Linked DNA regions of Homo sapiens: regions 2 and 3 are each linked to region 1. A link is a loop called in an ENCODE intact Hi-C map of the cell type or tissue named here. Cell type or tissue: B cell. All regions are shown on one strand. Links, peaks and the distances in the headings refer to the core of each region. The heading gives the core; the rest is flanking DNA.

Evidence for each region. Hi-C counts contacts between places; a loop is a spot of excess contacts. Peaks named below come from ENCODE experiments on the same cell type or tissue, not always from the same donor. Only the 100,000 strongest peaks of a DNase experiment are listed, where the experiment ranks them.
Region 2: a loop joins it to region 1, with 8 times the contacts of the local background. A loop is called at or near these places in 28 of 110 quality-filtered maps.
Region 3: it touches region 1 in a loop (33-fold over the local background); 28 of 110 quality-filtered maps call a loop at or near these places.

Annotation. Positions count from the first base shown.
Region 1 is chr16:66,588,341-66,592,452 of GRCh38, reverse strand. No RefSeq gene overlaps it. Among named protein-coding and RNA genes, the nearest start is that of CMTM2, 11 kb to the right of the region's middle. In B cell, for the core only: CTCF peaks have their summits at 2,633 and 2,835 (motif pointing right); DNase peaks (open chromatin) are centred at 1,972 and 2,872; H3K4me3 peaks cover 722 bases; H3K27me3 peaks cover 162 bases.
Region 2 is chr16:66,482,224-66,486,335 of GRCh38, reverse strand. BEAN1 (brain expressed associated with NEDD4 1) reads right to left here. Exons shown (of 5, transcript NM_001178020.3): 5 at 3,503-4,112. LOC124903698 reads left to right here and starts at 54. Exons shown (of 5, transcript XM_047435016.1): 1 at 54-4,112. The coding sequence starts at 1,187. The coding sequence ends at 1,792. RefSeq lists a silencer at 1,317-1,386 and an enhancer at 1,199-2,179. In B cell, for the core only: CTCF peaks have their summits at 2,222 and 2,426 (motif pointing right); a DNase peak (open chromatin) is centred at 2,425.
Region 3 is chr16:66,476,268-66,480,379 of GRCh38, reverse strand. BEAN1 (brain expressed associated with NEDD4 1) reads right to left here. Exons shown (of 5, transcript NM_001178020.3): 4 at 2,670-2,820. LOC124903698 reads left to right here. Exons shown (of 5, transcript XM_047435016.1): 2 at 1-1,372; 3 at 2,263-2,436. It overlaps BEAN1-AS1 (BEAN1 antisense RNA 1), which reads left to right and starts at 3,978. Exons shown (of 3, transcript NR_109960.1): 1 at 3,978-4,112. RefSeq lists enhancers at 59-598, 1,680-2,220, 2,761-3,302 and a silencer at 3,808-3,907. In B cell, for the core only: CTCF peaks have their summits at 1,316 and 1,516 (motif pointing left); a DNase peak (open chromatin) is centred at 1,499; H3K27me3 peaks cover 592 bases.

The DNA of each region.
Region 1 (4,112 bases), core at 1,581-4,080:
GGCAGGTGAGGATGCTTTCCCAGTAAACCTGCTCAACACTTGGTGGGCCCTCTCCCTCCCCTCCCCTCCCCTCCCCTCCCTTTACCTTCCCTTCCCTTTTCTCCCTTCCTTCCTCCCTCCCTCCCTCCTTCCTTCCCTTCCCTTCCCTTCCCCTCCCCTTCCTTCCTTCCTTCCTTCCTTCTCCCTCTCTTTCTTTTTTTCTTTCTCTCTCTCCCTTTCTTCTTCTTTTTTTTTTTTTTGAAACAGGGTCTTGCTTTGTCACCCAGGCTAGGGTGCAGTGGTGCAATCTTGGTTCACTGCAGCCTCGACCTCTCAGCCTCAAGTGATTGATTTTCCCACTTCAACCTCTGGAATAGCTGGGACTACAGGCACACACCAGTATGCCCGGCTAATTTTTTTGTTTTTTGTAGAGACAGGGTTTTGCCATGTTGGCCAGGCTGATCTCTAACTCCTGAGCTCAAGGGATCCACCTGCCTCGGCTTCCCAAAGTGCTGGGATTATAGGCGTGAGCCACCACACCTGGCCTTGGTGGGTCCTTTCTATAAGATTTTAGTTTTAACTGAAAATTTTTTTCTGTTTAAGATTTTCTCACCTTCTGTGACTCCTTTGAGATGGTTGTTGGATAAATCCTCCTAGATTTGTCCTCTGTGTCTTTTTTCCAAAAAAGAAAGTCTGCCTTTTTGTTTGATTTTCTAGATTTCCTTTATTTTTCAAATCATGAATTGCCATCTTAAATTATGTCTATTCTATTATTCAACCCCTCTGTTAAATTTTAAAATCTTGGCTGGATGCAGTGGCTCACGCTGTAATCCCAGCATTCTGGGAGGTTGAGGCGAGTGGATCGCTTGAGGTCAGGAGTTCGAAAGCAGCCTGGACAACATGGTGAAACCCCGTTTCTACTAAAAATACTAAAAAAATTAGACAGGCATGGTGGCAGGCACCTGTAATCCCAGGTACTTGGGAGGCTGAGGCAGGACAGTCGCTTGAACCGGGGAGGTGGAGGTTGCAGCAAGCCGAGATCGCGCCACTGCACTCCAGCCTGGGCGACAGAATGAGACTCTGTCTCAACAACAACAACAGCAACAACAAAAATTCAAAATCTTTGTTGTAGTTTCCCACACTCCTACCCCAAGAACTCTTGTTTGCTGGTTGCCCTTTTTGAGTCTCTTTTGTTTGAGGGACACAGCATCCATTTTTATTCTGTGTGTATTAATTAATTAGGCTTTTTGCTGAATCTGCATTTCAACCAGATGTGTAAGTGACATGCCCCACACCCAGGCCATTCCCCGCTCCAGACAAGTACTTACCTGATGTAGTTCTGTTCTGAAGGGGCATCTTCCTACAGCCCATGTCGCTGTCCTGGGGTCCTCTTCTTAGCATGACACCTGAAGTCTCGCTCAGCCCCAGCCCAGCCCCCACTTCAGGCTCATTATATCCTGGGATTCGCAGAAACCCTGCCTGCTCACAAGTATTACCCCAGGAGTTGAGAGGAGTGACCAAATTCGTTTAGGAAAGTTCACACTTTTCCACAGGATTCTGAGCATAAGTCATATTTAGCTTCCTTTGTTAGGTAAAACTTATATACAATGAAATGCACAGATCTTAAGTATACTATTGAATGTTTTGACAAATGTGTACACCTGTGTGACCAGCTCCTCCAATGAATAGATGAAAGTTCTGGTACCCACAAAAGCTCACTTATGTCTCTTTGGAAATGTGAAAGGAAAATAAAATACTCAGGACCCCGATTCACTGTGCCAAAAGAAAAAAATTAAGCTGAGAGCTGAGTCATGCAAGAAGCCGCCTTTCCTTTTGTCCCTAAGCGGAGAGCTACAGACGAAAAGTGAAATATCCCCACAGGTAGCTGCTCTATGTTCATCTTATGTCAAATGCCAATTTACTGAGCGCCAGAAGAAGGCATCACTCGCTGTTCCCCTACCTGCTCCTTTTCTCTTGCAACTTGTGGTTTCAGTAACGTGACTACACACTTTCTCTTTCCCTTTCAGCCCGCTTTTCCCTTTAAATGTTGAAGCCCTCAAAATCACATTTGGATGATTTGGAGAAAGGCACAGACCTGTTTCTGAGGCATTGTCCTTAACTGTGGCACTTTTTTTTTTTTTTTTTTTTTTGAGACAGAGTCTTGCTCTGTCGCCCAGGCTGGAGTGCAAGTGGCGCGATCTCAGCTCACTGCAACCTCCACCTCCAGGGTTCAAGCGATTCTTCTGCCTCAGCCCCCAGAGTAGCTGGGACTACAGGTGCGTGCCACCACGCCCGGTGAATTTTTGTATTTTTAGTAGAGACGGGGTTTCGCCATGTTGTACAGGCTGGTCTCAAACTCCTGGGCCCAAGCGATCTGCCCACCTCGGCCTCCCAAAGTGCTGAGATTACAGGCATGAGCCACTGGACCTGGCCAAAATAAACTTCTAAATCAATTGTGGCCTGTGTCTGATACTTTTTGGGTTACATAATCAATCCCCAAGCAACCACTGTTTTCTTTCACTGTATTTTTGCCTATTCTTGAACTGCTTAGAAATGGAATCATATGGTATGTTTCTATTATGTGAAATCCTTCCTTGTTGTTGTATTCATAGTTTTTTTTTTTTTTTTTTTTTTTTTTTTTTTTTACTGCTGAGTAGTGCATTCCGTTTTCTGAATGTAGCACATTTACCTCCTTTTGAACATGTGGCTCTTTCTAGTTTTTGGCTGTTATGAACATTCTAGTATACCATTAATCTTGGCTAAATATACAGGAGAAGAATTCTGGGTCATGTGGCAGGTTAGCGTGCATTTTTGAGTTTTTCTCTACAAAGCTAGAGGTAGGTGTGCCTCACACTGCCTGGCCTGCAGGGGATGCTGTGAGGCTACAGAGGGGACAGTGGACTTGAAGTGTAGAGGAGCCTGGGGCCACCCCAAGTTCCAAGGCTTCACCCCTAGAGGCCACCAGCTGCCCGTCTCCCCACCTGAAGGACCTGCAGGGGCCTCCTTCCTCCGGCACACCTTTGCGGCAGCAGCTAAGCACATGGCCTTCTCACAGCCTTCAGTGATCGCCTTGGCCCAAGTCATGATCATGTCCCCAAGGCTCAGTGAACCCTCCCAGCTTGTCTCCCAGGCTGGGCTCGGGGCTCCATGCTTCCTCCTACAGACCCCCTTCCAAGCTCCTCATGGGTCAGTTTGGGGCCTGGCTTTCCTCTCATGGAGACAACCCTTCCCCTGCCAGGATGGCTGGACTGTCCAGTGAGAGCAGAGCCTTCTCTGGTGGAAAGATCTGCAAGGCCTACATGTGGGGACTCCAGGCCTTATGCTCAGGTTGTCAGTGGAGGGAGACACTCCAGGTCCCAGAGGGAAACAGCCCCTAGACTCCTCCTGTGCCCACCCTGCTCAGCCCATATGCCAGCCTGACTCAGGCCCTTGGAGGCCCTGAGCCCTGAGAAGTTGACACCCCCTGCCCTCCTCACTTCGACCGGAGTGAACCTCAGTGAGGATCAATACTAAATTGCAGGCCAGGCATGGTGGCTCACGCCTGTAATCCTGGCACCCTGGGAGGCTGAGGCGGGTGGATCACCTGAGGTCAGGAGTTCGAGACCAGCCTGGCCAACATGGTAAAACCCTATCTGTATGAGAGATACAGAAAATTAGCCAGGTGTGGTGGCAGATGCCTGTAATACCAGCTACTCAAGGAGGCTGAGGCAGGAGAATTGCTTGAACCTGGGAGGTAGAGGTTGCAGTGAGCCGAGATCACACCGTTGCACTCCAGCCTGGGTAACAAGAGTGAAACTCTGTCTCACCAAAAAACAAAAACAAAACAAAACAAAACAAAACAAAACCAACCTAAAAACTAAACTGCAAGGAAGGCCAACAAACTTATTTTTCTCATAACAATTGCTTGGATGCTTTTTTAAAAAAGTAAAATTAAAATAATCAGTGTGAACAAAATGATCCTTTTGTTTTCTGGTTTCTTGTCTTCCTCTGCCCCCCATGCCCTGGCCCCCTGCCCCCTGCCAGTTGGTTGGGGCCACTAGCCGGCAACACCTACACTTCTGGTCCCCCAGGCCCTTGGTGCCCAGTAGCCTGGGAGCACTTCAGGAGCCTTGGCTCCCAGGCCCTGCCCTGGC
Region 2 (4,112 bases), core at 1,435-3,934, 110 kb after region 1:
AATCGCTTGAACCTGGGAGACGGAGGTTGCAGTGAGCCGAGATCGTACCACTGCACTCCAGTGTGGGCGACAGGGTGAGACTTTGACTCAAAAACAAACAACAAACAAACAAACAAACAACAGAGACCCTAATCCCAGCCATTCAGAGAGTCAGGGATGAGGACATGTCTGGGCCAGTTTTCTCTGAGACTTGGTATTTGCTCTCTGGGAGAGAGAGGATCTCTTTGTTTTGGATTATGAACCAACCAAAGTAGACTTGGGGCTTCCATACTTTTGTTCTGATGGGAGAATGAAGGCACTGTGGTGGACAGCAGAATCCAGAGAGAGATGACATACCTGCCCATATTCCCGGACTTTCTGGATCCAGCCATGCCTGACTTGGACAATTCAGTAAGTATTCTTCCTTGCTCATGAAGATTCAAGTTGGGTTTCTGACTCTTGCAGTTGGATAATGAGGCTCAGAGTGGCAGGGAGTGGAGGGTCCTTTTCAAGGGATGCTCTTCTACTCCACCACACAGTTCAGATGGTGCCAGCCTTGGGGTGGGCTGTGGACCAGGCAGCCACTGGCAGTGGAAGAGAGACAGGCAGCCCCAGGCCCCCAGGAGTCATGCTGGTGAGATGGTCAGTGGTGGCATGGCTGAGGTGGGGACGGCAGGGCCTGAGGACCTGCAACCTTGGATTTCTTGGAGACATGTTGGGCTGGCACAACTGGGCTGCCACCCTGGGGGTAAAGATCTGCCCAGCCCCCAAGCCCAGAGATACCCGGCCTGATCTAGGCAACCAGTCCTGGGCTCCAGAGAGTTCCTCTGGCCCCGAGGACGTGCAATGTGGGGTGAAGCAAAGCAGAGACCAGGACAGAAGATTCACTTCCTCAGACGATGAAGCTTACTGTCTCTCCACCGCTCATGCCAAGAGCCTGGACATGCAGGTGGGCATGGATAGGAACAGCTGAGTGGGAGTGTCAGTGGCACTGGAGTATGCAACACCAAGTGTGTACGTGCACAAGCTCTAAGTGAGAAGGGCACTAGTGTGTGTGCACCAAAGCTGTCTGAGCAAATGTCCACGAAACCACAGGAGGTGGAGCTGAGGGATGCTACATGTGAGTGTGTGCCAGGGGTATCTCTAGGAACTTGGGAGGGGCCCCAGTGTGTGTATGTGCATGTGGGCTTGGCCAGTGTGACAATGGATGTTCCTCGTGGTGGCTGTGAACAGCCTTACTCTGTATCAACCCTCCTTCCGCCCTCTTCTGGGCGATGCCTGTTGCTTGTGTGTGGCAGCAGCTGCTGGAGCCCTTTGCAGAGACCTGGGACCTCACCACACCCATACACGGGGACCCAATGATGGCTCTTGTGGACTATCACGATGGCGTCATCGCCAGCACGGTGACTCCCCTGAAGACTTTTTTCTGGCCAGAGGAGCCCATTTGGCCTCCACAAGGGGCAGGAATGAACATTCTCCAAAGGGCAGCCTCCAAAAATGTCTGCTGAGCATCAGGGTACAAACAACCCGTCTCTCCCACCTGAGGGCGGGCGTCACTTTGAGGTGCGTTCTACTCTGTGTCTCAGAGTCACCAGTGGGACTGCGCTCAGTGGCCTGCAGTGGTGACCTGCTTGGTGACCCCCTCACTGGCTTCCTTGCCTTTCTTGTTTCCTGCCTCACTCCATCTGGTACTCCTGGGAACACTTCCCTAACCAAACTCTCACCCACATCCTCATCCCAGGGTCTGGCCCTGGGGCCCCTGTCTCCATCGTCCTGTGATGCAGCTTCACCTTCCATCTCCTTGGGCCTCTGATGAGCCCAGGTACCTGGGGTGTTCTCCTTGGCCCCTGGCACAGACAGGCGGCATCTCCTTAGGAATGTGCAAAGGACCTTGAATGTGGTGCCATATGTGACACACCACAGCATAGGGCATGTCGTGGATGGAGGAGCAGGAAAAGCCAAGAGCGTGACAGTCCCAAAGGCCTGTGGGATCCTAAGTCTTTGTGGTGGGAGCTGGGTGTCGGTGTGGGGTGGTTTCGGTTGGGGGCAGCACATGGCTGGACACCATCACTGTGGAAGTTTCTGCATTCATTCCCAGGAGGTGGAGCCCCAGAGCACTGAGGTGGCACCAGAGCCATGCCTAGTGATGTTCAGAACAGAGGGCATGCAAAATGATTATTTTGCTTACAGAGAGGGGGACATAAGTGTCAGGCTTTGTCCAGAGAGTGATGCTGGCGGGGCGGGGGTGAGCCCCAAAAATGGAATACTTGAATGGGTTCAACCTCATAGAACATCTCAAGGGTGGAAGAAAAGCCCAGGGTTAAAATGACGGGTTTTGTCTGCAATTATGAGTGCTGGTGGGTATTGTGTTTCAAGGTGAGAGGAGGGGCTTCCTCATTCTTCAGGGCCTGACTTGTTCACTTTGAGCAGTGGCAGCAGCGAGCCGGCAGGTGGCAGTGTGGGCTCAGGGTGGGGGTGATAGGCGCAGCAGAGCCAGCCTTGGCCTGTCCAGCAGGGACGTGGGCTGGAGAACCAGAAGGATGAGCCTATCTCGTGGTCTTTCCCCCCGCTGCACCCTCCTTCAGGATTGCACCCCACTTTCAAGGCACTTGGGGTCTAAGACTATATTAATGGACTATTCGAATTTTGGATTGCACCCCACTTTCAAGGCACTTGGGGGCATCTAGGACTATGTTAGTGGGCTCTATTGGAGTTCTGGTGGGAGGGAAATGTGACAGAGGAAGGGGCCCAGGCTCTGTCCGCTAAGAGATCAATAGCCCAAGCCATGGTGTTGTGGAGGGCATGGAAAGGAAGAGGGGAATTCCTGCAGAGGGTGAGACAACAGCTCATTTCAGTTTCATTGCCACTTTCCTCTCTTTCCTGGTGGTACAAGCCATCAGGGTGCTACAAGCCAACTCCTGTTAGAGTAAAACGTGTAGTCTCTGAAGTTCCTAGAGTCAGGTCCTGAAGTTGATGGCCCATCCTCATGACGTTACACCAGCCATGTCTCAGAGAAATGATGCCAAGTTTCAGTGAGGTTAAAAAAAAAAAAGCAACTCCTGTAAGGCACTGACTATCCAAATATCCACATCAACAGGAAAATGACAAGGCTTCAATGGTGCTTAATCTTGAGAGGTAATGAATGGGTAGAGATTGCTAGCCGGAGGTGTATTTTCATTTTGTTGCTATTTAGTGTTTCCTTTTCTTACAAGTTTCAGAAGGTATAAACCCTACTCGGGAGGCTGAGGTGAGAGGATCGCTTGAGACCAGGAGTTTCAACTAGCCTGGGCAACATAGTGAGACCCTGTGTTTACAAAAATTCAAAATCAAAAATTAGCTGGGTATGGTGGTGCATGCCTGTAGTCCCAGCTGCTTAGGAGGCTGAGGTGGGAGGATCACTTGAGCCCAGGAGTTCAAGGCTACAGTGAGCTATGTTCATACCATTGCACTCCAGCGTAGGCGACTGAGTGAGACCCTGTCTGAAGAAAAAAAGAAAAGAAAAAAAGGAACCTTATGCACTCTCTGAAAGTGTTACTTCTTGCTACATTTTATTGATATTATGTATTTATTTTGAACACAGAAAAGATACATTGTTGCTTATTCATTGCCTAGTCCAGGAACAAGAAAAGCTATTCAGCTCCATCTTTCAAACACTGATGAGTAGGTAGGAATTTTTATCCCTTTTTTTCCCCCAGCACTCTCTGGAATTGCAGAAGCAGGATGTGTTTCTTAAAAGAGTCTCATTCCTGGACTGCATTTTAAAGGCTATACAGTACAACAGACAGATATTTTTTGCCTAGAAAACAGTACACCACTAAGGTGGTCAGAACTGCTTGTAAACAAGTCCCTCCCCCAGATGGAGTCTGGGGCTCCAGGAGGCTGCACGCAGGATGCTACAGAACTTCTGGGTGGATTCCTTTCAGCTCCGCACCAGAAGAAATGCTATCTCTACAGAAAATAAAATTCAAGATTGCCATCCTTGCCACTCCTCTGCTTAAGAAAGAGATTACTAAATAGTCTTAGCCCTTCATTGGAGGAACAGAAATGTGGGGAAGCAGGATAGGGTGCTGTTTTTTAACGACGAGGGACAAGAGGTGGGAGGGAGGCAGAGTGATGGCCGCTGGCGATGCTAG
Region 3 (4,112 bases), core at 522-3,021, 110 kb after region 1:
ACTCAGCCCTCATATGCGGTGTGAGCTCAACGCATGAACACTGAGCTGCCTGGGTCTGCGGTGCCTCGAAACAGCAGTGGCCACTGTCTAGGGAGCATCTCCCCGCAGCGCACTGGGTGTGCAGAGGCTGGGTAGGACCAACCTCAGGCTACCAGACACCCTGGTCTCCAGCCACTCCAAAGTTCCCCTTCTCAGTTTAGGAAAGAGTCCCCTGGGCCCCTCTGAACCCACAGATGCAGAGCAAAAGAGCACCCATTGCCCCGAAAGGACTGGCAGCACCACCCCTGCTCGAGCCCCTGGGGCAGGGGTGAAGGTGGAAGGCCAAGGAGGAGGACACGGGCCATTCATCCAGGGCTGGAGGGGTCTCCTAGCAGGGAATGGTGGAGGCCCTGACCCCTTTCCCTCTTCGAGTACTGATGGGTGATCTGCCTGAGGGGGGCTGGCAGGAGAGGAACAAAAGCCCTCCAGAGAAGAGCTCCCCATGGGGAGGGGGCTGCTTGAGGGCCCTGAGGGCAGTTTGGACACAGCCACTCCTGTGGGCATGATCACAGGCACAGGGCCCTCCTGGCCACAAGCTCCACCTGTCCTTTCTCTTCCCACTGCCACTGTCTCTGGGGTCCTCAGGAGCTGAGGGCATAACTCCCTCCTTCTGGCTCCATGACCCCCCACTTCTCTGAGAGGAACCCGTCTTGATCCCTAAGGCCAGTCTCTGCCTCAGTGGCTACAGGTGAGGCCACAGAGACCCCAGGCTCAGCCAGACCCTTGTTGCCTGGGAGGTCTCGGAAGGTGTGTGCGTGTATGTGTTCGTGTGTGCATGTATGTGTGTGTGTGTGTTTGGAGGGGGAATCACCTCTGTCTTCGTAGTCGTGCCCCCACCTTCCCCACCCCTCTCCACCCCTGCCTCATGCCTACCCAGCCCTGTCCAGGCACTGGACCCAACCAGCCTTGGGGGTGCCTGACCACAATGGAGGCCTGCAGCTGGGGCATCCCCTCGTGCCTGAGGCCAACCCAACCCTCTGCTCTGACTCAGGGAGAAGTTGGCTCCCAGGCACCCCCAGGGCATCTGTGCACCTCCACCTCCATCAGAAGCAGCCCCACCTGTTCCTGTCCTTTAGATGAGCTGCACCGGGCAGAGGCAGCTGGGGATGGGGGAGGTGCCTGTGTCCTCAGGCTATGGCCTCAGGAACCAAGGGCTCAGGTCTAACCCTGAGCCACATCCCCAGATACCCACAGTATCTTCCTTCCCAGGAAAACCCAGGAAGCAGGGTTATTTGTCCTTATTTCATAAACAAAGAAATGGAGCCCCTGAGAGCCACAGTGACATGCCTGAGAGCATCAACCTGGGCGGCGTCCAGGATGGGCTCAAACCCAGGTGGGTATGACTGGAAAGCCAGGGCAGGGGAAGGGGAGAGGAGGTCAAACCCCACTGTGCCCTCTGTAGCGTGGCACACGCGTGCTCGCCTGCCTCTGGGCCTTTGCTCATCTGTGCCCTCTGCTGGTCACACCCTCCTCTGTATCTCTGAAGGTCCCAGTTCCTCCCAACCCAAGCACCACACACCCTTGACAAAGGCCGATTTCCTGTGTCAGCCCATCCTCCCTGATCCCCTCCCCTCGTCCTCCTCAGCATGATAGTTATCACCTGTGGCCTCGAAATAGTAACGACACCACTGGTGGGAAGAGCCAGTGCCTTGCTGAGCATTTTACTGGCACTTCTGTGTCATTTTCATGAGTATCCTGTGGGGCAGATATTATTATTATTATTTTATTATTATTTTTTTGAGACGAAGTCTCACTCTGTCGCTAAGGCTGGAGTGCAGTGGTGCGATCTCAGCTCACTACAACCTCCGCCTCCCGGGTTCAAGCGATTCTCCTGCCTCAGCCTCCCAAGTAGCTGGGACTACAGGCGCCCGCCACCACGCCCGGCGAATTTTTTGTATTTTTAGTAGAGATGGGGTTTCACCGTGTTAGCCAGGATGGTCTCGATCTCCTGACCTCGTGATCCCCCACCTCAGCCTCCCAAAGTGCTGGGATTACAGGCGTGAGCCCCCACGCCCGGCTGGGGCAGGTATTATTACATGGACATTTCCACAATGGAGAAGCAGGCACAGCGGGATTAAGTAACTTGCTCATGATCATACAAGAAACAATTTCCAGAGCGAGTGCACCTGGGGCCATCAGATGTCAGCATATGGGCTTGTCCCCTCTTTACCCCCCAGTCCCTGGTGTTATTTATAGAAACACAATACAGTTTTTTTTCCCTAGGGGGAAGTTGATCCCACAGCCACGGAAATAGCCAGATACTCCTCTGGCCTTCCCTCCCACCCTGAGGGAGACACCCGGAGGAGCAGATCCCCAGGGAATTCAGAACAGCTGCCACGGAACCTCCCCTGAAACTGCAGGGGCATTCCCGGCATGCCTACTCAACAGCCTGAGGAGGTGGGCTTGTCTCTTCCTTTCCTAGCACTTCCAGGTGATATCTGCTAAGTCACACTGCCTCAGTGGGACCTACTTGGTCAGGAGTGGGGAGGAGGTGGCCATGCCCACTGAGCAGATGTTTTCTGCATTTATACGACATGCAGAGGTGCCACTCTTTCCCATGATGGAGTTGGGGGGTCTTTGTGTCCAGGGCCCCATCCTCTGATGCCCCCTTCCCCATGAGGCCTCCTTACCCTGGTGGAGAATCTGGGTACAGCTCCCTGAGCACCGTGGCATCCACGTCCCCGTCAGAGCTGATGTCCAAGGGTGGGGGCCAGTCCTCTGAGGAGCTGCAGGCATAGCGCATCCTGCGGCTTGAGCGGCTGTATGTGTGCTCGTCCGACACTGCAGGGAACAGACCACCGGCCTGGGCCTCAGACCAGGATCCAGGGATGGTCCTTATGGGTCTGTAGGTCTACCTGGGGCCATGGAGGCTCTGATTCCCCACCTGACCACTCCTCTCCTCACCAAGCACAGCTGCCTTCATCCATCAGTGACAGCTCCAGAATGTGGGTGCCATTGTCGTGTTGGGCATGGGGATACAGAGAGGAAGCAGAGCTGGCCCTGTCCTGGCCAGCTCCCAAGGTGGTGGCAGCCTGCTTTGGGGATAACCTGGCACTAGGCAGTGTGTCATGAGCTTTGGTAGAGGTCCTACTGGGACTGTGGGAGTAAAGGCAGGCCTGACCAGTCTGGAAGTCAGGGAGGGCTTCCTGGAGGAGGGGCTGCTACAGCTGAGTCTTGTCTAGGATTTAACCAGGGGAAGAGGGGAAGGCCGGGAGGAGGGAACTGAATAGCTTTCCAAGGAGGGAGATAAGAAAGAAGAGTGTGGTGTGAACAGGGAGCTTTGAGCTGTGGAGTTGGGCTGGGCATGGAAAATGCGGTGGAGAGTAGCAAGGAATGAGGGCTTCAGAGAACTCTGGGATCAGCCCTCCCACACTCACTGCCCTTTAGGTATCTTGGGGAAAAAAAGGGGCTTCTATGATGAGTCTGGCAGCTCCCCACACTGCATTCTCCTCTGCATTTTTTACCATGCACCAGGACATCAAAGGCTCTGAAAAGTCCTGCAGCTAAAAAACACATTTAACTGTGCCTGTCCAGCATTCGACCTCAGAATCTTCCTTTCTTAGACCTAGTAACACTGTTTAGGAAATGCTGCTGGAGCACAATCCTCTCATTCCACAGCTGAGGTTCTGGGAGGCCCGGTGACTTGCTGGAGGACAACACACAGTGAGTGGTTGGGCCAGAGGGCAGCTGGATGTCTTGGCTCCTCCTTGCTAAGCTCTCTACAGCCCAGTTTCTGACATGTATCGTCCTGGATGGGAACAGTGGGAGCTGCAAAGGTGGCTGAGACACGAGGTCTCCTCAGTCCAGGGCTCCCAGGTGCCTCCTCCCCTCTGGGGGTGGGGCTTGGCATCAGGGGCGGAGCTATAACCTTTCTCTGCTGTGAGTGGCGCAGTTGCCATCCCCATTCTACAGACAAGGAAGCTGATACTCAGGGTCACATACGTGGTGAAGCATGGAGTTGTAATTTATGCACTCTGTATAACCCCAAAGACTGCTCTTCCCACTCCCCTAAACTCTTTTTCCCACTCTTCATATAATAGTGAGTGGAAGAATCTGGATATGAAACTCTATCT